Regions from separate parts of the Homo sapiens genome. Here region 2 is linked to region 1. The links are chromatin loops, found by intact Hi-C in ENCODE. Cell type or tissue: dorsolateral prefrontal cortex. All regions are shown on one strand. Links, peaks and the distances in the headings refer to the core of each region. The heading gives the core; the rest is flanking DNA.

Region 1 (11,339 bases), core at 2,217-10,216:
GCCTCTATTTTATTTTATTTTATTTATTTTATTTTATTATTTTATTTTATTTTATTTTATTTTATTTTATTTTATTTTATTTTATTTTATTTATTTTATTTTATTTTTGAGACGGAGTCTCCCTCTGTCGCCAGGCTGGAGTGCAGTGGCGCAATCCCGGCTCACTGCAAGCTCCGCCTCCCGGGTTCACGCCATTCTCCTGCCTCAGCCTCCCGAGTAGCTGTGACTACAGGCGCCCGCCACCACGCCCGGCTAATTTTTTTGTATTTTTAGTAGACACGGGGTTTCACCGTGTTAGCCAGGATGGGCTCCATTTCCTGACCTTGTGATCTGCCCGCCTCAGCCTCCAAAGTACTGGGACTGCGGGCGTGAGCCACTGCGCCCAGCCGGACTCATTTGATAAGACTAATCTGTGTCCTGGAGCTCCTAGAGGCAGGGCTATCTCTCTTTCTTCTTGGTATTCCCAGCACATAACAGAAATTACAGTGCTTAGTAGGAGCTCCCATGGTATTTATGAAATCTTTTCTCTGCAGGGGCAGCCAGGCCAATGTGGTCACTACTGCCTGGGTGAGCTTTCTTCTTCACTTGTAACACTCCACCTACCTCCTTCTACCTCTTTTATATTGCTTTTCCCATTTTGCTTTATCAGGCAGCCATATTGTCTTCCCTTTAATATTATATGTCAGGTGAGGGCAGAAACTACCTTTTTATTTCAAAGTGTCCTCACAGTCCTTTGCACAGGAGAACAATAATCATCTGTTGGGGAGTGAAAGCAGAGAAGTAAGGGGACAATCCATCACGCCAGCTAGCAAATTCACCAGCATCTCACAGCGTCCCAGACACAGGGCAGAGACTAAGTATATATCAGTTCACTGGAAGAGTAAGTAGACTTTCTATTGTAAATGCTCTCAAAGGTAGGGCAAAGCATAGTTTCTTTGCATCAATGAGGAAATCACCCATGGCAGCAGTTCTTTCAAAGGAGGAATCAAATAAGACTCCTGTTTCTTCTAAAACCTAAAAGGAAACCATGTCATCCCCCTAGCCTGTGTTCAGGACAAGATAAAAGGGAGGGAGAATAAGACATGCCTGGAGAATAAGATATGCTTCACAAAACATAGGGGGTAAGGGCTGAGCACCAAATGCCCCTGGCAAAATGAAACAAACAAATACACACAAAGCAAAGCAAAACAAAACAAAACAAAAAAGCAGCACCAGATGGAGCTGGAAGATGTTTGTTAGATTTCACAAAGAGCCAGAAGAGGCCAGGCCTCAAATGTCCTATTTTTTCATTCTTACCACCACTACTAGATTACGTTAGTGGTTTGCTACCCAGCCTCTGATCATAGCGACATCTGCAACCCATACACCATACAGATGCCCGCGGGGCTGTTCTAAAGCTGAATGGATACATACCATCCTCTTGAAATGCTTAATCACATGACCCATGTCCACTTTTCTGCTCCTCGCTGGTCACCACACCCACCATGGCTTTGCAGGAGCTATTTCCTCTTCCTGGAGCATCCACATCCCCTTCTCTATCTAGTACTCAAATCAAACTTCACCTCCTCCAGGAACCTTCACTGGTCCTCCCAGTTAAATGCCCCTCTCCCGCACACCCATGGTCCCCTGCACTTCCTGTTGAAGTTCTGCGTTTTCAACAGAAAATGGTTCTGCAACCATTTTCAAGCTCGTCAGCTTGCCAAAACTGCAAACGTTCTGTGGTTACAAAGTCACCTTTGATCTCTGTATGTTATGCACCTAACACTGGACTTAGCATCTAGTCAGTTTAATAAATGGTTGAAAAAATGACTAAGAGCAAAACTAAATGCGTCAAATAAACACCGGATAGATTCACATGTTTCTGGATATCTTTACTGTAGGACAAGTGGAATCTTTCCCTACCTTTTATTTTCTGAATTGCTAGTCTTGTTTTAATATATTTCATATATACTACATAAAAATTTACTATGTTTAGCAAGTTATATAATGTACTTATTTTATGTACCCATTCAGTTAAGTTTTGAAAAGTCTACATGCCTTTATAACCACACCTGCAACCAGGATATAGAACACATCCATCTTTCCAAGAAGCTCCCTGTGCCCTCTCTCACGAGTGCTCCTCTCGCTTCCAGCTGCCAGTGAGTACTAATCTACCTTCTGTCACTACAGACTAGTCTGGATATTTTTAAAAAATTATATAAGTAAAATAATACAGTATATATTCTTTTGAGACTGGCTTGTTTAGCTTAGCAAAATGTTGAGCTTCATCTGTTTAATTATGTGTATCCGTAGGTTTTGTTTTGCTTTGTTTTGTTTATGTTTTTTTTTTTTTTTAATAGAGACAGGGTCTCACTTTGTTGCCCATGCTGGTCTCAAACTCCTGGGCTCAAGCAGTCTTCCTGCCTTGGCCTCCCAAAGTGCTGGGATTAAAGGTGTGGGACACCACGCCTAACCGCTAGTTGTTGTTGTTTTTCTAAAAATTGTTGACTAATACTTCATCTTGTGAATACACTATAATTTATTTATCCATTCATACTTGTTGAAGTTACATGGGTTGTTTCCAGTTTGGAGCTATTATGAATAAAGGTGCCACAACAATTAATGTATAATTCATTCTAAATATATAGTTTTTATTTTACTTTCTTAAAGTGTTATTTACTTTCTTAAAAGTGTTATTGTTGGGTACTACGGTAAATGTATGTTTAACAAAGAAATTGCCAAACTGTTTTCCAAGAAGGTTGTATCACTTTATATTTCTGCCAAAAATATATGAGAGTTACAGTTGTTCCATATCCTCTCCAGTACTTGGCATTATCAAGCTTTTTAACTTTAGTCATGTTAGTGAGTCTCTAACTTTTGTTTGTTTGTTTGTTTTGAGACAGAGTCTCACTCTGTCGCTCAGACTGGAGTACAGTGGCGTGATCTTGGCTCACTGCAAGCTTCACCTCCTGGGTTCACACCATTCTCCTACCTCAGCCTCCCAAGTAGCTGGGACTACAGGTGCCCACCACCACGCTAATTTTTTTTTTTGTATTTTTTAGTAGAGACGGGGTTTCACTGTGTTAGCCAGAATGGTCTCAATCTCCTGGTGGGTCTCTAACTTTTTAAAGCATCTCCTATTTATCTTTTAGCAACTCTGTTTTCTTGTTGTGAGTTCTAGAACATAGAGGGGCTATATATTTGCATTAGGGAGAGAATGTCTACTTGGTTATAAGGCTTATAAAATTATTTAGCAAGATGCAGTATGAACAGGACCCAAGTCAGAAGTAATGAGTGAGAGGGGCAAAGTGATATGCAAGGGACAACTCCACAAAGAGCATGATTAAGGAAAAAAAAAAAGCCAAGTGCAGTGGCTCATGCCTGTAATCCCAGAAATTTGGGACGCCAAGGCAGGAGGATCGCTTGAGCCCAGGAATGCGAGACCAGCCTGGGCAACATAGTGAGATCTCTGTTTTACAAAATAAAGAAAGAAAAACTAGCCAGGCATGGTGGCACATATCTGTGGTCCCAGCTACTAGGGAGGCTGAGCAGGGAGGATCACTTGAGCCCAGGCAATCAAGACTACAGTGAACCGTGATTGCACCACTGTACTCCAGCCTTAGCAACAGAGTGAGATCCTATCTAAAAAAGAAAAAAAAAAAAGGAAAAAATGATGCAAAAAGTCTGTAGGTAAGTTGAGAAACCCAAAACCTATGCCATCTTAGAAGCCCACCTCCATTCCCTAGACCCGGCACAAGGCTAAACACCGAAGAGGCCTTCAATGAATACTTGTAGATTTCCTTTTTGAGAAGGTGGGGAGGACTTTGTGGCATTGAGGCTTTTTGAAAAGAGGGCTTGATAAGTTCTTATCAGGGAGCCAGATACAGTAAGAAAACAGCAAAAAAAGTTGTATTTATTTCTTATGGTTCCAAAGTAGGTCCTTAGCTGGCAGAAGGTAAAGTCCTTAAACTACCTAGCACTCCTTTCCTCATTGTCTCCAGCCATTCGGTACACATGCTTGTAACTAGTGATGAGTAAGCATTTCATAGTCAATGAAGTCTATTAGAGTGATGGCCTAAGACACAGGTGGTTTCAGCATATAATAAAAATAATTAATTTATAAATATTATTTTTATAATATTTATACATGTATAAATATTATTTTATAATATTTATACAAGTATAAATATTATTTTTATAATATTTATACAAGTATAAATATTATTTTTATAATATTTATACAAGTATAAATATTATTTTTATAATATTTATACATGTATAAATATTATTTTTATAATATTTATACATGTATAAATATTTATATTTATACATGTATAAATATTTATATTTATACATGTATAAATATTATTTTATAATATTTATACATGTATAAATATTATTTTTATAACAGTTATTTTTTGATGACTATGTGCTATGCATTTTCCTAAGCAAGTTATACACAGTGCATCATTTAACCCTTACACAGCCCTAGGAGGTAGACGCTATTATCACCTTATTTTGCAATGGAGGAAAATGAGACACTAAGAGAGAATTGAACTGCCAAGAGTGAAATGGCTAGTAAGTTGGAGAGCCCAGAGTAGAATTCAGGTACAGCTAACTCCTCTTGACCACTGTGTTCTGTGCTGAGATAGAGTGTATATCAAAAGCCACTTTGCCCTAACATCTTAGATGGTACAGGATGGATGGCTTAGGAATATGGGATACAGGTATCTTGATATGGATGATAGAAGAAAAAGCTGAAATATTTCAAGTTCCAATACCTATCTGATGACCTTCCCAGGACAGACAAAAGGCAGAATGAAGGGGCTTCCCATCACACAGGGATAGAAGTGCAAACACCAAAGGAGAAACAAGAACAACAACAAAAAGAAAAAAAACAGTAAGGGAAGGGATATGGACAGACCTAATAGAAACGAATCAAGGTCAAATGTTCATGTACACAGTAGTTTTAACGGACTTCCCTAATTGACAAATTGTCTGTATAATCTTTTAGAAGTAGCACAGATTTTGAAGTTTCAGATCTAAGTTCAAATAGGGTTCAGCCAGGATCTTGAGAAAGTCACTAAGATATTTGTAAGGCTTAGTAACCTAATCTAATCTGAACATTGGAGACATACAATTTGCAGTATTATTTGGGGTGATTCCACTGAATTATGTAGAGAAATGTGTTTTGTAAGTTGTCTGGCATAGACCATTTGAACCTCATCTTGTTCTCTTGCTCCTTATTTCCCCTTAGGTTTAAGCAGCGTCTAATACACAAATGGTCACTGAGGGGGAAGAGCTCTGAGAATCACCACTGCAACTGCATTGAGAGTACAGGACTCAGGTTGTTTGATCAGGTGTTGTTCCTGCAGCATATCTTGCCATGTATAAGCCCTCTATTTCACCCCACACACGCATACAGACACACAATGAAGAAAGTGGGAGTCACACTGTCATTCTGCCACCTTCTCTAGCTCATCTACTCTTCTTGCAAATGAACTTCAGATGTTAAACAGTGTTTTTACTTACATCTTTCAAAATGGGGAAATGCCATTCCTAATACAACTACTGCCTCTTTAAATGTTTTGTGTCACGGTGATTTGTTGCAGATGGGTAACATGTAGCCAGATGGGGGTCTGTTCTTTACCTCAAAACTAGGATTCTTCAGGGACCCAATATGATGGAGTGTGCTTTGCATAATGGGCTTATTTGATGAGCACAGTTGTTTTTTGACTAAAACCAATCTATAAGCTTAGGCCATACATCATGTTGCTAAATAAATAAATACTAAATAAATCAAGCCATAATTAAATATTTTAGAATTTGAATGAAATGTCTTTTTCCTAACATTATTTTCAAAAATCATTTGGTGATTCCCCAGCTAAACAGTTGCTTAGTAAAGCCAAGAATCCAAAACAGGTTTGGAAGCAAAAAGCCCCAGACTCCATCACTACATACCCGTAGGTCAATATTAGAAATACTGGACTATCTGTTAGAAAATATCAGAAATAGAGGATTAGTTAATCATGAGAGAAGCTCATGATGGAACAATATGCAGCCATTAAAAAAGAATGTTTCAGAAGAATCTGTAATGACATTGAAAAATGATTAAGATATTATTGCAAATGTTATAAAACAACATATGTGATATGACCCCAATCCTATAAGTGTGTGTGTGTGTGTGTGTGTGTGTGTGTGTGTGTGTGTGACAGAGAGAGAGAGAGGTTTGTTTTATGAACAAACCAGAGAGCGCCTGCACACTGGCACTTGGGTTCTGTGTTTCTTCACCATAGGCTGAGACCCATTAGCCCAAAAGCCTGCTGGCATCAATCTCAAATTTTTACACATCTAATTATCTTAAATATTGCCCAAATAAGCAGATTTTCAGTGAATTGGAGTTTGCTTGCTTTGCACACTTCACAAATCTGTGCCCAACACCTGTAGCCACAGATAACATAAGCTCTGGGTGTAAAGATCTCAAGCTGCTGCTACCCTTCTGAGCACTCAGACACAGAGATCCCCTGCTGTGCTGCCCAGTGACATCACCTAGATACACAATCTCTGATGATCTCTGCCCTTTTTCCTTTCTGAACTGGGACCTCTGCGCTTACCCTCAGGACAGACTTCCACAGCAAGGAACCTCTCTGCCTGCAAACCTGTCAAAGTGCCTAACACAGCCTGTGTGTACCACTGCCACCTTGTGGTCATATTTTTTTCTTTGATTAGTCCCCAAATCCTTTGAACTCCTTAAAATGCCACCCGGCATCTCCTTTCCCCATGAGATGTAGAGAAGACTGGCTGCAACCTTATGCCACAAACCCACATTTCTCCAAATATTTTCAGTGCTTACTATTTCATCTTTACTTTTGTAGAAAGCTTCTGGCTTCTACTCACGATAATTGCTTCACTTTGATTGATTCAAATATGAAAACCAGTTTTTTCCTTTAATTTCTGCACGAAAATAGACTCATACATCACATGTGTGATACTGACTTAACAGAAGGTTTGACTCTGAGTTGGGGGATGTTCTACTTGCAACAATGTAAACAATAATATCAAATGGAACATCCCTCGTTTTCCCCTCGTTTTCCTGCTTGGAAGTCTTTCTCTGTTACCTACCATCACAGGTTTCTCAGTGGCCCTTGACCCTCCCTATTTTCTTACAGATTCTCTCTCTTCACCATCGCTGCTCTGCTCCACCTTCCCTTTTTGCATTGCCCACAATAATTCACTGATGACATGTGGTTTTAGTTGGAATAGGTGGGACAGGACCAGCACTGCACCTTGAATGGTATTGGAATAGTGGATGGGTGGAGGGCAAGCTCCCCAGAGCCCTGTCTTAGTGGCAGGGCTTTTCAACTTCCAAAAATGGAAATGAAGTTACTCTATGTATTTACAGTAAGCATGCAGTTTTTGAGAAATATGTGACAGGAGAAACAGAGACAAAATCTTAAACATTAAACAAATAGAAAATAAAAGTGATACGGAGCAGTGGGGTACCCCAGAAGGCCCTTTTCCAAGCTTAAGTGCTACAGAAATCAGGAGAGAGAGTTGAGCACCAAGAAACTGGCAGAACCAGAGCAGGGCTTGGAACTTTTGGCAGCGGACATACTGGGGGTGGGGGAGGGAAAAGAGGAGAAAAGGTAGGTGACATTTTAAAGCAGGAATATGATCTGTGCAAAGTACCAAATATGAGATGTCTTGTGGAATGCTGAGTAGCCCAAATTGGAAAACTGGAGGCGAGAAAAGTAGACTAAGAGGGGCAGATGGAGCTAGATTTGGGAGACATTGAGATATCAGGCTAAGAGTTGACACTATTTTTAAAGCCAGTGTTTCTCTAATTGAGAATTTGTGGAGCTCTCAGTGTCTATCTATAGACTCCAGCTTAAGAAGCATTGCATGACTCTGAAAAGGGTCAAAATCTGCCAATATGTAAGATCCCCTTGCCAAAGCATTTGGAACATTTTCTCCTCTTAATCTGAGTCTTAGTGCCTCCCTCTTGTTCTCTTCCAATAACTCTGCAGGAGATAAACTTTACTATTTTCATTTGCAAGTTTTCCCCAAATCCGAGAATTCCTCTGTTATGTCTGCAGCAGACATTACATGTGGTACCACCTTTGCCACCAAATGTGCCACCACTTCAACAACCATTCTCCAACCCCTGCCGATGAGCTCATCTGTTACCAAGTACTCTGTACAACGTTGAACAGCATTTTAGAAAAGACTCTGTCCTCCCTCAGTCCTCTCTCCCCTCCGCCACACTAAGTGCAAGCTGGGAATCAGCTCAGATTTATTGGATGTAAGGGCCTGTAATGACTTATCAGTCTGGGTGAGAGAAGTCTATTACCCTCCAACCACACATCAAGTGGTTTTCATCTCAGGTCCACACACCACCTCACGGGGCCCACAGCAGGAGTAGAACAGTAAATTCACTCCAGGGTTAAATAAAACTTTGTAGTGGGCAACAATGACAGACAAGGTCTTGATTAAACATGTGAGATGGCAATTTCTGAATGGGTAACCAAATCTACATTTCAAAGTAAAAACTTAGAGAAGCTTTCAAAGGAAGACATTCAACAGAGCGGGATGCTACAATTGACGGCACGGAATAGGGAGGAGGTATATTTCAGCAAAACTTTGTTACTATCTCTCCTTTCTTTCTTGTTACAATTCTTCCATTTAATGAGTTTGTCCTCTAATTTTTCAAAAACTTTTTTTCTTTCTATGATATAATAACAACTAGAATACAGCACCAATGAGGAAAATATTGAAGTGCAGTAGAGCAAGGCTTAGGCTTTGGAATGAAGTGATGTGAAACTTTTTGTAATAGGCTGAATAATGGCCCTCAAATCTATCAGTTCTTAATCCCTGGAGCCTGTAAGTGTTACCTGATTTTTAAAAAGAGTCTGTGCAGACACAAGTAAGTTAAGGATCTTGAGATAGGAAGATTATTCTGCATTATTTGGTAGGGCCCTAAATATAAACACATGTATCTTTATAAGAGGAGAGCAGAGAAACAGTTGACACAAAGAGACCACAGCGAAGGCAATGTGACCATGGGCAGAGACTGGAGTTATATGGCCAAGGAATGTAGGTAGCCACCAGCAGCTGGAAGAAGAAAGGAGATGAGATTCCCCCCTAGAGCCTTCAGGGGGAGTATGAGTCTGCTCACACCTTGATTTTGGCCCAATGGAACTGATTTCAGACTTTTTTTTTTTTTTGAGACAGGGTCTCACTCTGTTTGCCGAGGCTGCAGTGCAGTGGTGTGATCATGGCTCACTGCAGCCTCGACCTCCCAGGCTCAAGCGATCCTCCCTCCTGAGCCTCCCAAGTAGTTTGGACTACAAGTACACACCACCACACCCAGCTAATTTTGTTTTATTTTTTATTTTTTTGTAGAGACAAAGTCTCACTGTGTTTCTCAGGCTGGTGTTAAACTCCTGGGCTCAAGACATCCTCCCGCCTCAGCTCCCAAAGTGCTGGGATTACAGGTGTGAGGCCCAATTTGAACTTCTGGATGCTAAAACTGTGAAAAAACAAATTTCTGTTGCTTTATGCAACCAAGTTTGTGATAATGTGTTACAGCAGCCACAGGAAACTAATACACTTCTCACTCACAATCCCCTCATATAGAACATTTTTGGAAACCATCCAGGTAGTATTTCTTCCTGGGCATCATCCCGCTTATTGTAAATTAGACTCAAATGCAAAACTACCTTTTCAGGAAAACTGGAGCACCCATCTCTGCTTTATTGCAAAGTTAGTTAGATCAAATTAGAATCATCTCACCCACTACTCTAAAGGGTTAAATGTGCCTATGAGTGAATAGACTGAGAAGGGAGTTACAGTGTTGGCTGGGCTGATTGATCCAGACTAACCAGGGCAAATTGTAGCACTCATCCACAGTCAGGGTAAGAAAGAATATGTCTGGAATATAGAAGATCTCTTAGTTTAGTATTACCATGCCCTGTGATTAAAGTGAATTGAAGACTACAACACATTCCAGACAGAAGTACGAATAGCCCAGACCCTTCAGGCATAAAGATTTGGGTCAACCTACCACATAAAAATGCATGACAGGTTAAGGTGCTTGCTGAAGGCAAAGGGAACAGAATGCATAGTAGAAGAAGGTAGCTATAAATACCAGCCATGGCCATTTACAGAAAGGAGGACTGTCACTGACATGAGTATTTCTTTCTTATTAGTTATGAATTTATACACACACACACACACGTACATATATTAAGCAAATCTCTTCAATTTATTTCCTCTCTTATTCCCTTATCACATAATATGTTTTGACTTTATATAAATATTTAAGCATTGTTAATTTCACATCATAATATTGAAGTTATGGTGTATCAAGAGAAAAGATCAGACAAAGATTTCACCTTCTTTTTTGGGGAAGGAATTAGTACATTTTCAATCGTATGGCGGATGGTTGTATCATGTTAGATGGAATTATAAATTTCTATTATTTTTATTTAGAGATAAAGTATGATTTAAAAAGAAGTGTTTGTGAGTACCATGCTGACAAGCGGTAGATTTGTGATGGTTAATTTTATATGGCAACTTAACTGAGTTAAGGGATGCCTAGGTAGCTGGCAAAATGTTATTCCTACTTGTCTCTGTGACGGTGTTCCGGAATAGATTAGCATTTGAATCGGTAGTCTGAGTAAAGAAGAACTACCTTTACCAGTGTGCACAAGCATTAGGGCAGCTTCCAATATGCTGAGGGTCCATACAGAACATAAAGGTGGAAAAAGGGTGAATTCTCTCTCTCTTCTCAAGCTGGGACATCTATCTTCTCTGCCCTTGGACATTGGAGCTAATGCTTTTCAGTTGCCCCCAGCCTTAGGCTTCCCCTGTGTTCCTAGTTCTTAAGCCTATCAGGGGACATTTTGGCCTCCTATATAATAGTTAGTCATAATAAATCTCCTCTTCTATATCTATTCATATCCTATTGGTTGTTTCTCTGGAGAATCCTGACTAATGCAGTGCCTGTGTTAGGTCCTTGATCATTCCATTAGGAAAATGTAACATATCTTTTCATCCATCCATGGACCACGCATCATGGCTCATTCCATCTGCCACTAGTCAGGGGTATAAGAACAGAGTCTCATACGAAAACATGTGAGATGTCTGTGGTGGTGTTTTGGAAATAACTATCAGGTTCCTGAGTCCAGGAAAGGGTTTCAAACTGGCCAGTCACTGTTTCTGACTTTTTTCCTTTTTCCTACCCTCACTCTCCAACTCTCAAGTTATTAAGAGAAAAGTTAAAAATGAACAGTCAAAAAACTCAGTATCAAGTAAAAAATACATTGTAATTTGGCAATGGTCTCCAATCACATACTTGG
Region 2 (11,339 bases), core at 1,964-9,963, 230 kb before region 1:
GTCTTGGCAAGAGGTGAAACCACTTGATGGTGAATTTGTTTGTCTGTCTGTTAAAGTGTTCCGCAGCACCTTGGAGGTGCCAGGATGAAACATGCAAATGCCTGATCCAGAGTTAGGTAGGCAGCAAGAGTGACAGAGAGGCAATCATCAAGAATGGCAAATTAAGAAAGAAAGAAAGAGAGAGAGAGAAAGAAAGAAAGAAAGAAAGAAAGAAAGAAAGAAAGAAAGAAAGAAAGAAAAGAAAAGAAAAGAAAAGAAAAGAAAGAAAGAAAGAAAAAACCATCTGTGCCAGTTGCAAGCTGTATGACCTTGGATAAACCATGATGTCTCTTGGCCTCAGTTTAGTCACGTGCAAAATTAAGGGGGTTGATTTTCTAATGTCTCTTCTAACTCCTAAGACAGCATGTGATGTCTAGGACATTTCAGATTTGTGTTCCTTCCAATTAAATGATACATCTCAGAGATGAATGACCAGGGCAGAGCTCAGATGAATACAAAATGGAATGATTCATGCCCCTGTTCATATGACTTTTCCTGAAAAGTACCACCAGTCTTTGGTGACTTTGATTCCATTGGTTGGCCTCTTCAGCTTAGATGCTAAGGACCAATCCAGTTACTTGTCCAGTCTATCTACCCTGGCTCTGGTAATCCACCCTCATTCCTATCAAAGTAAGTGCCACTACATATAATGCCTACTGATTTTGACTTCCTTAGAGGCAGAAACGATGGGAATTCAAACAGTGGAGCTGGAGACTCACATTTGACTCTCCCTACCATCTCCCTGGGCATCTTTGTCAAGAAGGAAGGCTTGCCCACACTCACTTCCCGCAGGCTTTCTCAGCCATCTTGGAGGACTTTGTTTAAACAGATGACCAACTGACCCTCCCCAGGGCAGACCCTCTACAGACCAGTAGGCACAAGGTGTGTGTGTGGGGAGGTGGGGGGAGAGCTCATTGTAAGGACTCCTATCTATAAATGATTATGAATAGAAATAATGAGGCAAAGGCTTCTCGTCATACTCAGAGGAAAAAGTGGCACAACTTAGTGCAGTCTCAAAGATTAATTAGGATGTGTGTATGGAGACGGGTAGGCTTCATTATGGCTTAAACTATCACGTCCCTACACATTCACACTCTCTTGGAGTGGGGTGCACTGCAGGGCCCAGTAATCACCATGAACAGCACAAGTCAGGGTAAGCCCTCCCCATGTCAGACAGTACAATCGTTCTTTAATCCACTCTGTACCCCATATGTATCTGTGGAGCCTGATGAAGCCCCGGAGGGATCTCAGTCAAGTCTCCCTGCACACAGACATACCTTTTTGCCACACTGGATCTCACACCACCGGGACTTGGATGGCTTCCCAAACTAGGTGGGTTTGGAAAGCATTTCCCCTCTCCACCTCAAAAAAGGGCTGGCTGACTGCAGAATTCCAGTACCCGCAAGAGGGGGAAAAAACCCCAAAAATCTTAGCCAAGCCCCAAATCATTGCCTTCCTGTGTCTTCTCTCAAGTTGCTTTTCTAAAGCAAAGGTCCAAACGTTGATTTCTCTACAGATTCCTACGTATCTCTTACACGTAGACAGTTTTAAAGGGGAAAAGAATATATCCCCAAAAGGCAAGGGGGAGAGCACAGAACATTTCAGTTTCCCACTTGGAAATATCTTGTCGTGGATGATGCTACCCCTACCTCCACCTCCCTCCCCCCTCCTTTTTTTTTTTTTTTTTTTTTTTGAAATATGGACAAAAAAGCTGAAAGTGTTTTCCGTTTCATCAAAAAACATATATTACTTTAGTGGTTCGGTAAAATGTTGGTTTTATGCCCACCCCTTTTCAATCTGCCCATGTCTGAGGTGCTCGGGGAAGACGCACAATCGTGAGCAGCTTACGACACTCAGTGAGCAGTAGGTGCCTGTGCAAGCTCGCGCCGCACACTGCCTGGTGGAGGGAAGGAGCCCGGGCGCCGCTCGCCGCTCCCCGCGCCGCCGTCCGCACCTCCCCACCGCCCGCCGCCCGCCGCCCGCCGCCCGCAAAGCATGAGTGAGCCCGCTCTCTGCAGCTGCCCGGGGCGCGAATGGCAGGCTGTTTCCGCGGAGTAAAAGGTGGCGCCGGTCAGTGGTCGTTTCCAATGACGGACATTAACCAGACTGTCAGATCCTGGGGAGTCGCGAGCCCCGAGTTTGGAGTTTTTTCCCCCCACAACGTCACAGTCCGAACTGCAGAGGGAAAGGAAGGCGGCAGGAAGGCGAAGCTCGGGCTCCGGCACGTAGTTGGGAAACTTGCGGGTCCTAGAAGTCGCCTCCCCGCCTTGCCGGCCGCCCTTGCAGCCCCGAGCCGAGCAGCAAAGTGAGACATTGTGCGCCTGCCAGATCCGCCGGCCGCGGACCGGGGCTGCCTCGGAAACACAGAGGGGTCTTCTCTCGCCCTGCATATAATTAGCCTGCACACAAAGGGAGCAGCTGAATGGAGGTTGTCACTCTCTGGAAAAGGGTGGGTAAGACACTTTTTAATTAAATTCTTTCCCGAAGATTTTTTTTTTCCTCCCTTTTCTTTGCTGCAGCATCTAACATGGACCAAATCACCATCTCTTTGATCTTTCCGTGGCTGTGAACTTTCTATGCTGCCCAGCTTTCTGCATGCTTAGAGGTGAACGTGTGGTTTTTGGGGAGGGGGGTCCTTCTTTATTTCTATGTATTTATTTGATTTTTTGCCCTTTTCTCCCCCTCCCCCGCTTCCCCTCCCTCGGAATAAAATATGATGTAGATTTCTGACCGAGCGCTTCCAATGGACATTCTCCAGTCTCTCTGGAAAGATTCTCGCTAATGGATTTCCTGCTGCTCGGTCTCTGTCTATACTGGCTGCTGAGGAGGCCCTCGGGGGTGGTCTTGTGTCTGCTGGGGGCCTGCTTTCAGATGCTGCCCGCCGCCCCCAGCGGGTGCCCGCAGCTGTGCCGGTGCGAGGGGCGGCTGCTGTACTGCGAGGCGCTCAACCTCACCGAGGCGCCCCACAACCTGTCCGGCCTGCTGGGCTTGTCCCTGCGCTACAACAGCCTCTCGGAGCTGCGCGCCGGCCAGTTCACGGGGTTAATGCAGCTCACGTGGCTCTATCTGGATCACAATCACATCTGCTCCGTGCAGGGGGACGCCTTTCAGAAACTGCGCCGAGTTAAGGAACTCACGCTGAGTTCCAACCAGATCACCCAACTGCCCAACACCACCTTCCGGCCCATGCCCAACCTGCGCAGCGTGGACCTCTCGTACAACAAGCTGCAGGCGCTCGCGCCCGACCTCTTCCACGGGCTGCGGAAGCTCACCACGCTGCATATGCGGGCCAACGCCATCCAGTTTGTGCCCGTGCGCATCTTCCAGGACTGCCGCAGCCTCAAGTTTCTCGACATCGGATACAATCAGCTCAAGAGTCTGGCGCGCAACTCTTTCGCCGGCTTGTTTAAGCTCACCGAGCTGCACCTCGAGCACAACGACTTGGTCAAGGTGAACTTCGCCCACTTCCCGCGCCTCATCTCCCTGCACTCGCTCTGCCTGCGGAGGAACAAGGTGGCCATTGTGGTCAGCTCGCTGGACTGGGTTTGGAACCTGGAGAAAATGGACTTGTCGGGCAACGAGATCGAGTACATGGAGCCCCATGTGTTCGAGACCGTGCCGCACCTGCAGTCCCTGCAGCTGGACTCCAACCGCCTCACCTACATCGAGCCCCGGATCCTCAACTCTTGGAAGTCCCTGACAAGCATCACCCTGGCCGGGAACCTGTGGGATTGCGGGCGCAACGTGTGTGCCCTAGCCTCGTGGCTCAACAACTTCCAGGGGCGCTACGATGGCAACTTGCAGTGCGCCAGCCCGGAGTACGCACAGGGCGAGGACGTCCTGGACGCCGTGTACGCCTTCCACCTGTGCGAGGATGGGGCCGAGCCCACCAGCGGCCACCTGCTCTCGGCCGTCACCAACCGCAGTGATCTGGGGCCCCCTGCCAGCTCGGCCACCACGCTCGCGGACGGCGGGGAGGGGCAGCACGACGGCACATTCGAGCCTGCCACCGTGGCTCTTCCAGGCGGCGAGCACGCCGAGAACGCCGTGCAGATCCACAAGGTGGTCACGGGCACCATGGCCCTCATCTTCTCCTTCCTCATCGTGGTCCTGGTGCTCTACGTGTCCTGGAAGTGTTTCCCAGCCAGCCTCAGGCAGCTCAGACAGTGCTTTGTCACGCAGCGCAGGAAGCAAAAGCAGAAACAGACCATGCATCAGATGGCTGCCATGTCTGCCCAGGAATACTACGTTGATTACAAACCGAACCACATTGAGGGAGCCCTGGTGATCATCAACGAGTATGGCTCGTGTACCTGCCACCAGCAGCCCGCGAGGGAATGCGAGGTGTGATTGTCCCAGTGGCTCTCAACCCATGCGCTACCAAATACGCCTGGGCAGCCGGGACGGGCCGGCGGGCACCAGGCTGGGGTCTCCTTGTCTGTGCTCTGATATGCTCCTTGACTGAAACTTTAAGGGGATCTCTCCCAGAGACTTGACATTTTAGCTTTATTGTGTCTTAAAAACAAAAGCGAATTAAAACACAACAAAAAACCCCACCCCACAACCTTCAGGACAGTCTATCTTAAATTTCATATGAGAACTCCTTCCTCCCTTTGAAGATCTGTCCATATTCAGGAATCTGAGAGTGTAAAAAAGGTACCAATCATTGATTTTTTTTTTTTTTGTAAACTAAAATGTTTAAAATAAAATAGCATTTACAGTTTTTACAGACTGGTGTAACCTAAATGAATTGTTACCTGTGTTACAAGAAAAGCAACAGTTAAAATTTCCTTGGTGGGTGGGGAGGGAGTTGTCCAGGGGCCAGAAGGAAAATCCAGGAGCAACGTAGTCAGATTCAATTTGAAATTTTAAAGAAGGGCAAAGAAAGCTTATCAGATTAATGATTTATGTTAATTTACTCCACATGTGTAAGGACTAGAAAAAGAAAAACTGCAAGACCCTTTATATTACTGGGGCAGGGACAGTGCAATCTAACCACCTTCAGGCAACTGAGAGGTGGACTGAGGACTGGGCACCCTTACTCAGCCTTTAAAGCAGAGAGCATTGCAAATGGTTTTTAAAAAGCAATGCCAGACAGTTTCTCCTAGGAACACGAAACATTTTTGCACTTAATGTAACCATCTTTCAAATCACCTCAAAATCTCATCCCCAAATGCCACCTGTTCTTAATTCTCCTGAGTCTTTGATTCACCAGACTTAGTAGCATTTGTGCCCTTCTTGTACCCCCTGTTAAAGGGAGCCCCTCAGCTCACTGCTCTCTTTGGTCTGGCTGAGGGGAAGGAGGCAGAATCCCGATGTTTAGGGCTGAAAGCTGTGCTTCTGGAGCACATTGCTAAGACTGCAGCAAGCTTAGGCTCCCAAACAGTGACAGCACATTCCTAGTTTCTATGGGGAATGAGGAGAAAAACCTACCTTAGGATGAATGCCTGCAGGGTAATGACTTGTAGCAAGAGACTTTAGGGGCAGAGGTGACAGAGCAGTGATGGGGTGGGGAGAGTGGGAGAAGATACTCATTTGATCCTGTGTTTGCATATTTCTGAGATGGGAATAATTTGTTAACCCAGGACAGAAAAGCTGCCTCTTCTCAGATGGCCCTTTTGTGTAATGCTTGCTTTCCCTTTTTTTTTTTTCTGTGTTGAGAGTGATGATTGCTCCTTCTCACCCCTCATAGGTTTCCAGGTCCATCATTGAGATTTCAGTTTCTATTGAACTAAAGAGTGAGGAGGTGGTGGTAGTGGCAGTTGGTGGGTGCAGAGAAGGGAAGGGGAAGGCTGTGTGCATTGGACGGAGGGCTCCTTCATCAGATGACAATTTAAGCAAATGTATGATTGAAATAAACTGTCATGGATGACAGATGCTGAACCAATGTAGCCCATGTCCCTAAGTCTTTCTCTTCCCTCTCTAACGGACACTAAAGAGTTGCATCTTTCTGTTTTTATTTTTCCTTTTTTTTGAGAGAGAGAAGTCCAAATAGCAGGAAGAGGGAATGGGGGGATGGGGAACCACACACTACCATCCCCCAACATGCAAATGTCTCCAGCTACCAATCTTAGGAGGCAAAATCAGCTTTTTGAAATGCAGAATGGTATCACCAGAAGGTTTCCTTAAGCTAAGGGTTGGTGGTAGGTTTCTCTTTTACCTATGGAGAAACCAGTATGCCTAAAAATAGTATTTCTAAGAGTCTCTTTCAAGAGAAATATTTTGCAAATGTCTTTTAAGATGTTAAGCCCTGGGAGACAGCTTCTTACACACACACACACACACACACACACACACACACACACACACACACACACACCCCAACACCCCAGCTCATTTTTCCTGGCCAGGAAACTTCATCTTGCTTTATTTATAATTAAAACATGACATTATGACACACATCATGCACATGACACCCATTCAGACTATTAGTGTTCTAGAAGAGAGGTGCTTTGTTTGATAACTTTGAGGAGGGGGTTTTGAATTTAAGCATAATCATTTGGGTTTGCCTTTCTAAATAGCATACCACTCCAAGAGCAGGGGTAGCAGGAAAAAGATTCTCTCAGGGATGTGCCTTACCTAAAACCCTACTAAAGCGACCTCCTCTAGAAGACGGCATACCTTTTTTAGAAAACAAAAAATGTAGCAACTGAAGGAGGGCTCCTTGGATTCCGTGAACTTAACCATCTCATAGGAAGGCTACAGGAATCCAGCGCCCAAAGCTGCTTTGGCTTGGTGCATTAAAGAGCTGTGTGGGTGTGCTTACAGGGAAAGCTTTCAGAAGCAAAACCTTTCTGGCAAGCATCAGAACCACAAGTCCCCTCCTACCCTCTAGAAATCTGAATATTGGAAACTGTAGTTTATCTCCTATCCCCAAGACATTTTTATCTTTCACTCTTCTTGTTTCAAGGTGGCCATAAGACAGAGAGAGAATAATCGTGCTTTGTTTTATGCTACTCCTCCCACCCTGCCCATGATTAAACATCATGTATGTAGAAGATCTTAAGTCCATACGCATTTCATGAAGAACCATTGGAAAGAGGAATCTGCAATCTGGGAGCTTAAGAGCAAATGATGACCATAGAAAGCTATGTTCTTACTTTGTGTGTGTGTCTGTATGTTTCTGCGTTGTGTGTCTTTGTAGGCAAGCAAACGTTGTCTACACAAACGGGAATTTAGCTCACATCATTTCATGCCCCTGTGCCTCTAGCTCTGGAGATTGGTGGGGGGAGGTGGGGGGAAACGGCAGGAATAAGGGAAAGTGGTAGTTTTAACTAAGGTTTTGTAACACTTGAAATCTTTTCTTTCTCAAATTAATTAATCTTTAAGCTTCAAGAAACTTGCTCTGACCCCTCTAAGCAAACTACTAAGCATTTAAAAGAGAATCTAATTTTTAAAGGTGTAGCACCTTTTTTTTATTCTTCCCACAGAGGGTGCTAATCTCATTATGCTGTGCTATCTGAAAAGAACTTAAGGCCACAATTCACGTCTCGTCCTGGGCATTGTGATGGATTGACCCTCCATTTGCAGTACCTTCCCAGCTGATTAAAGTTCAGCAGTGGTATTGAGGTTTTTCGAATATTTATATAGAAAAAAAGTCTTTTCACATGACAAATGACACTCTCACACCAGTCTTAGCCCTAGTAGTTTTTTAGGTTGGACCAGAGGAAGCAGGTTAAATGAGACCTGTCCTCTGCTGCACTCAGAAAAAATAGGCAGTCCCTGATGCTCAGATCTTAGCCTTGATATTAATAGTTGAGACCACCTACCCACAATGCAGCCTATACTCCCAAGACTACAAAGTTACCATCGCAAAGGAAAGGTTATTCCAGTAAAAGGAAATAGTTTTCTCAACCATTTAAAAATATTCTTCTGAACTCATCAAAGTAGAAGAGCCCCCAACCTTTTCTCTCTGCCTTCAAGAAGGCAGACATTTGGTATGATTTAGCATCAACAACACATTTATGAGTATATGTAAGTAATCAGAGGGGCAAATGCCACTTGTTATTCCTCCCAAGTTTTCCAAGCAAGTACACACAGATCTCTGGTAGGATTAGGGGCCACTTGTGTTTCCGGCTTATTTTAGTCGACTTGTCAGCAAGTTTGATGCCTAGTCTATCTGACATGGCCCAGTAGAACAGGGCATTGATGGATCACATGAGATGGTAGAAGGAACATCATCACATACCCCTCTCACAGAGAAAATTATCAAAGAACCAGAAATTATATCTGTTTTGGAGCAAGAGTGTCATAATGTTTCAGGGTAGTCAAAATAAACATAAATTATCTCCTCTAGATGAGTGGCGATGTTGGCTGATTTGGGTCTGCCATTGACAGAATGTCAAATAAAAAGGAATTAGCTAGAATATGACCATTAAATGTGCTTCTGAAATATATTTTGAGATAGGTTTAGAATGTCAAAAAAAAGGAATTAGCTAGAATATGACCATTAAATGTGCTTCTGAAATATACACACACACTCCTACCTCTCAATCTATCTCTGTATATATAACAGCACACACACAAATATGCACACATGTGTGTGTGTGTATATATATATATAATATATAATATATAAAACCACATAGTACCACACACACACACATATATAACCACACACACACACCCATACACGCGCAGGCAGGTGACCATTATGTAACTACCTTCTAGCACTAATCATCCTAATACTTTCTTCTTCATAATCAAACTTTTATTCAGGAAAGGATCTGATAAAATCAGTGACAGTTAAGATATAAATGACTGATATGGCTGATGGTATTTTCAGGCATTAGTTAATGAGTAGGTAGACGCTTTGCAGGCTGGGGAACTTCTGGGCTCCTTATGCCACAGCAGAGTGTAACCTGCTGTCTAGTGGGAAGAGCCAGCAAATGGGAATATATTTTTTGAGAGTATTTTCCACCTCAGTATTTTTCCATTAAAGTATGCTCTACTCTGATTTTTTTGTTTTTCTGGGATTCAGGAGGCAAAATTCTTACTTCTGATTGGGCACCATCTCCTGGCCTTGCTCAACTGGACACAATTTCTGAAGACTTTTGCTTTTTTTACTCAAAGTGAAGGGCCTGGCAATTGCATTCTTACAATTTAGACAAAGATATAAATGAGATGGAGAAATACAATTTACTGAGCAGTCGCTGGTATGGTGCCTTTATCTAGATCACAATAAGTGAGGGAGGTGCTAGCAACCTTATCTTCACATGAAGAACCTGAGGCTTACAGAAGTCAGGTACATTGTGCAAAGTCACCCAGCTAGTGATTGGAAGCACTGGGATGTGCTAATTGACTTGGTGGCCTTTTCACTACACACTGTTTCTTTATTCCTTGAATGGTTGCCCCTCCACTCCTACACCTAACAAAGAGCCTAGAACTAGACTGGGAACAGGATACATGCTCAACACATTCTTGTTGAATGCCATGGGCACAGTGGTGAAATCCAGGAATTCTGACCATGACTTGTTTGCTCTGGTCACTGGTAATTGGGCAATGCAGGACTCTGCCAATAGAGGAGACTTCTCCGGGGTTCCAGGAGAAGAAATGGCCAGTACATTCAGTCCGACCCCTTAAAATAGGATTTTAGACTCAGAGAGAGTAAAGTAGAGACATCCATATGTTATTGTCAGGGATTTATCTGCATTTCTTCCTTAGTGATTAAATGGATCATGTGTCTATGGTACTGGTTCTCAACCAGGGGCAAATTTGCCACCCAGTAGACATTTACTTGTTTGTGTCTGGAGACAGTTAAAATTTTTATGCATGGGTGAGATGGTGCTACTGGTATCCAGTAGGTAGATGTCTGGATACTGTGAAACATCCTACAAGCAAAGGACATCCCCCACATCAAATAATTATTTGACCTAAAATGTCAAGAGTGCTGAAGTTGAAAAACCCTGCTCCACGACAGAAAGTAATGGTGCTATCTAAAGCATCATGCTGTGCTTCAGCTTTACAAGGAATGGTCTTACTTCTGAGTTAGTTTTAGATTTACCTAGACTTATTCCTTTTAAGTCTTTCTCTTGCCAGGTAACTGGAAATCTAAATTAAAAGCCCTTAGGTTCACTGATAATCAGCAAAAGTTAACACATAGTTAACACATGCTTCTCAAAGAACATATGGCAAAACTTAAATTAACTAGGACAAAACTAGTCAGAACCCTCAATTGACCCACTTTTTCTTTAGCAATACCTCATTTAGGAAACAGGAAAAAAAAATCAAGTTAACAGTGGAGATTTAATTAACAAGAAGGAAAATGAGAAACTTGATATTCCTTCCAGGAGGGGTTCTGCAGTCTGAACAAATCCAACCCACCAGCCTGTGCCTTCTTCTTCCCCAACCAAAACTGTAATGTATGTGAGGTGGTGATGAACCTCTATTTTAAAAATCAGTGTGCTAAAAAAATAAATGCTTGAGGTGATAGATACCTCATTTTCCATGATGCAATTGTTACACATTGCATGCCTCTATCAAAATATCTCATGTACCCCATAAATTTATGCATCTACTATGTACCCGCAATAATCGTAAAAAACTAAAAAAAAATAAGCTAGAAAAAAATCAATGTGCTCAGTCTGGTGAGTAGGGTGCACATATTTAGGGAAATGATCTCAGTCCTTAGAAACAGGATAGTCTAGAGATACAAGAACTGCAAACTGAAATTCATCTGGGGACAGACAGGCAACACAGATGAGTGAGGTTCATGGGCAGATGAAATTATAAGGAACTAGAGAATTCACTTAAAAGAATATAATTCACATTTGGTTCTGGTTAATCATAACATTTCTGCAGGGCAGGTCAAGTAAGCGCTCTGGAAGAAATAGGGTCTAGAAGTCAGGAGTTATCATCTTTAGACATAGTACTGTCATTTACATGCCTGGGATCATCTGTTAATCATCTTACTGCAATTGGTCTCTGTGTCTACTTTTAGAAGGATTCTTCTAGGTATTCCCTAAGAACCTTTCCAGTTTGGGGCTTCTATTTTACCATTTTTTCCCCACAATAAAACTTGAAACAAAAGTGGTTTTCAAGAGAGTGTCACTTAACCAGAAAATTAAAATTCCCCTGAATTCCTATTCCTCCAGACATTCTGATTCATCAGGCTTGCCTGAATATTAATGAGCAGATATAGGTTAAAAAAAAATTCACTGAGAGTCAGGGGCTTCAGAGAGGTAGGTGGACATGCTGGAAAACAGAGGAGAAGATGAGAAAGCTCAGGCATGTATGGGTGGGAGAATTGGGTTTTTAGAATGTGCAGAAGAGATGAAAGGGAATCCTAGAGAGGACACACA

The links. Hi-C counts contacts between places; a loop is a spot of excess contacts. Peaks named below come from ENCODE experiments on the same cell type or tissue, not always from the same donor. Only the 100,000 strongest peaks of a DNase experiment are listed, where the experiment ranks them.
Region 2: a loop joins it to region 1, with 6 times the contacts of the local background. A loop is called at or near these places in 6 of 110 quality-filtered maps.

What each region holds. Positions count from the first base shown.
Region 1 is chr2:80,068,582-80,079,920 of GRCh38, reverse strand. The region is part of intron 7 of CTNNA2 (catenin alpha 2); the gene reads right to left. Among named protein-coding and RNA genes, the nearest start is that of MIR8080, 210 kb to the right of the region's middle. In dorsolateral prefrontal cortex, for the core only: a CTCF peak has its summit at 6,686 (motif pointing left); a DNase peak (open chromatin) is centred at 6,670.
Region 2 is chr2:80,295,301-80,306,639 of GRCh38, reverse strand. All of the region lies in intron 7 of CTNNA2 (catenin alpha 2), which reads right to left. It overlaps LRRTM1 (leucine rich repeat transmembrane neuronal 1), which reads left to right and starts at 1,888. Exons shown (of 2, transcript NM_178839.5): 1 at 1,888-2,488; 2 at 2,762-4,762. The coding sequence starts at 2,821. The coding sequence ends at 4,389. RefSeq lists an enhancer at 2,446-3,071. In dorsolateral prefrontal cortex, for the core only: no CTCF peak of the experiment used is centred there; DNase peaks (open chromatin) are centred at 2,309, 3,199 and 6,767; H3K4me3 peaks cover 5,885 bases; H3K27ac peaks cover 7,155 bases; H3K27me3 peaks cover 2,334 bases.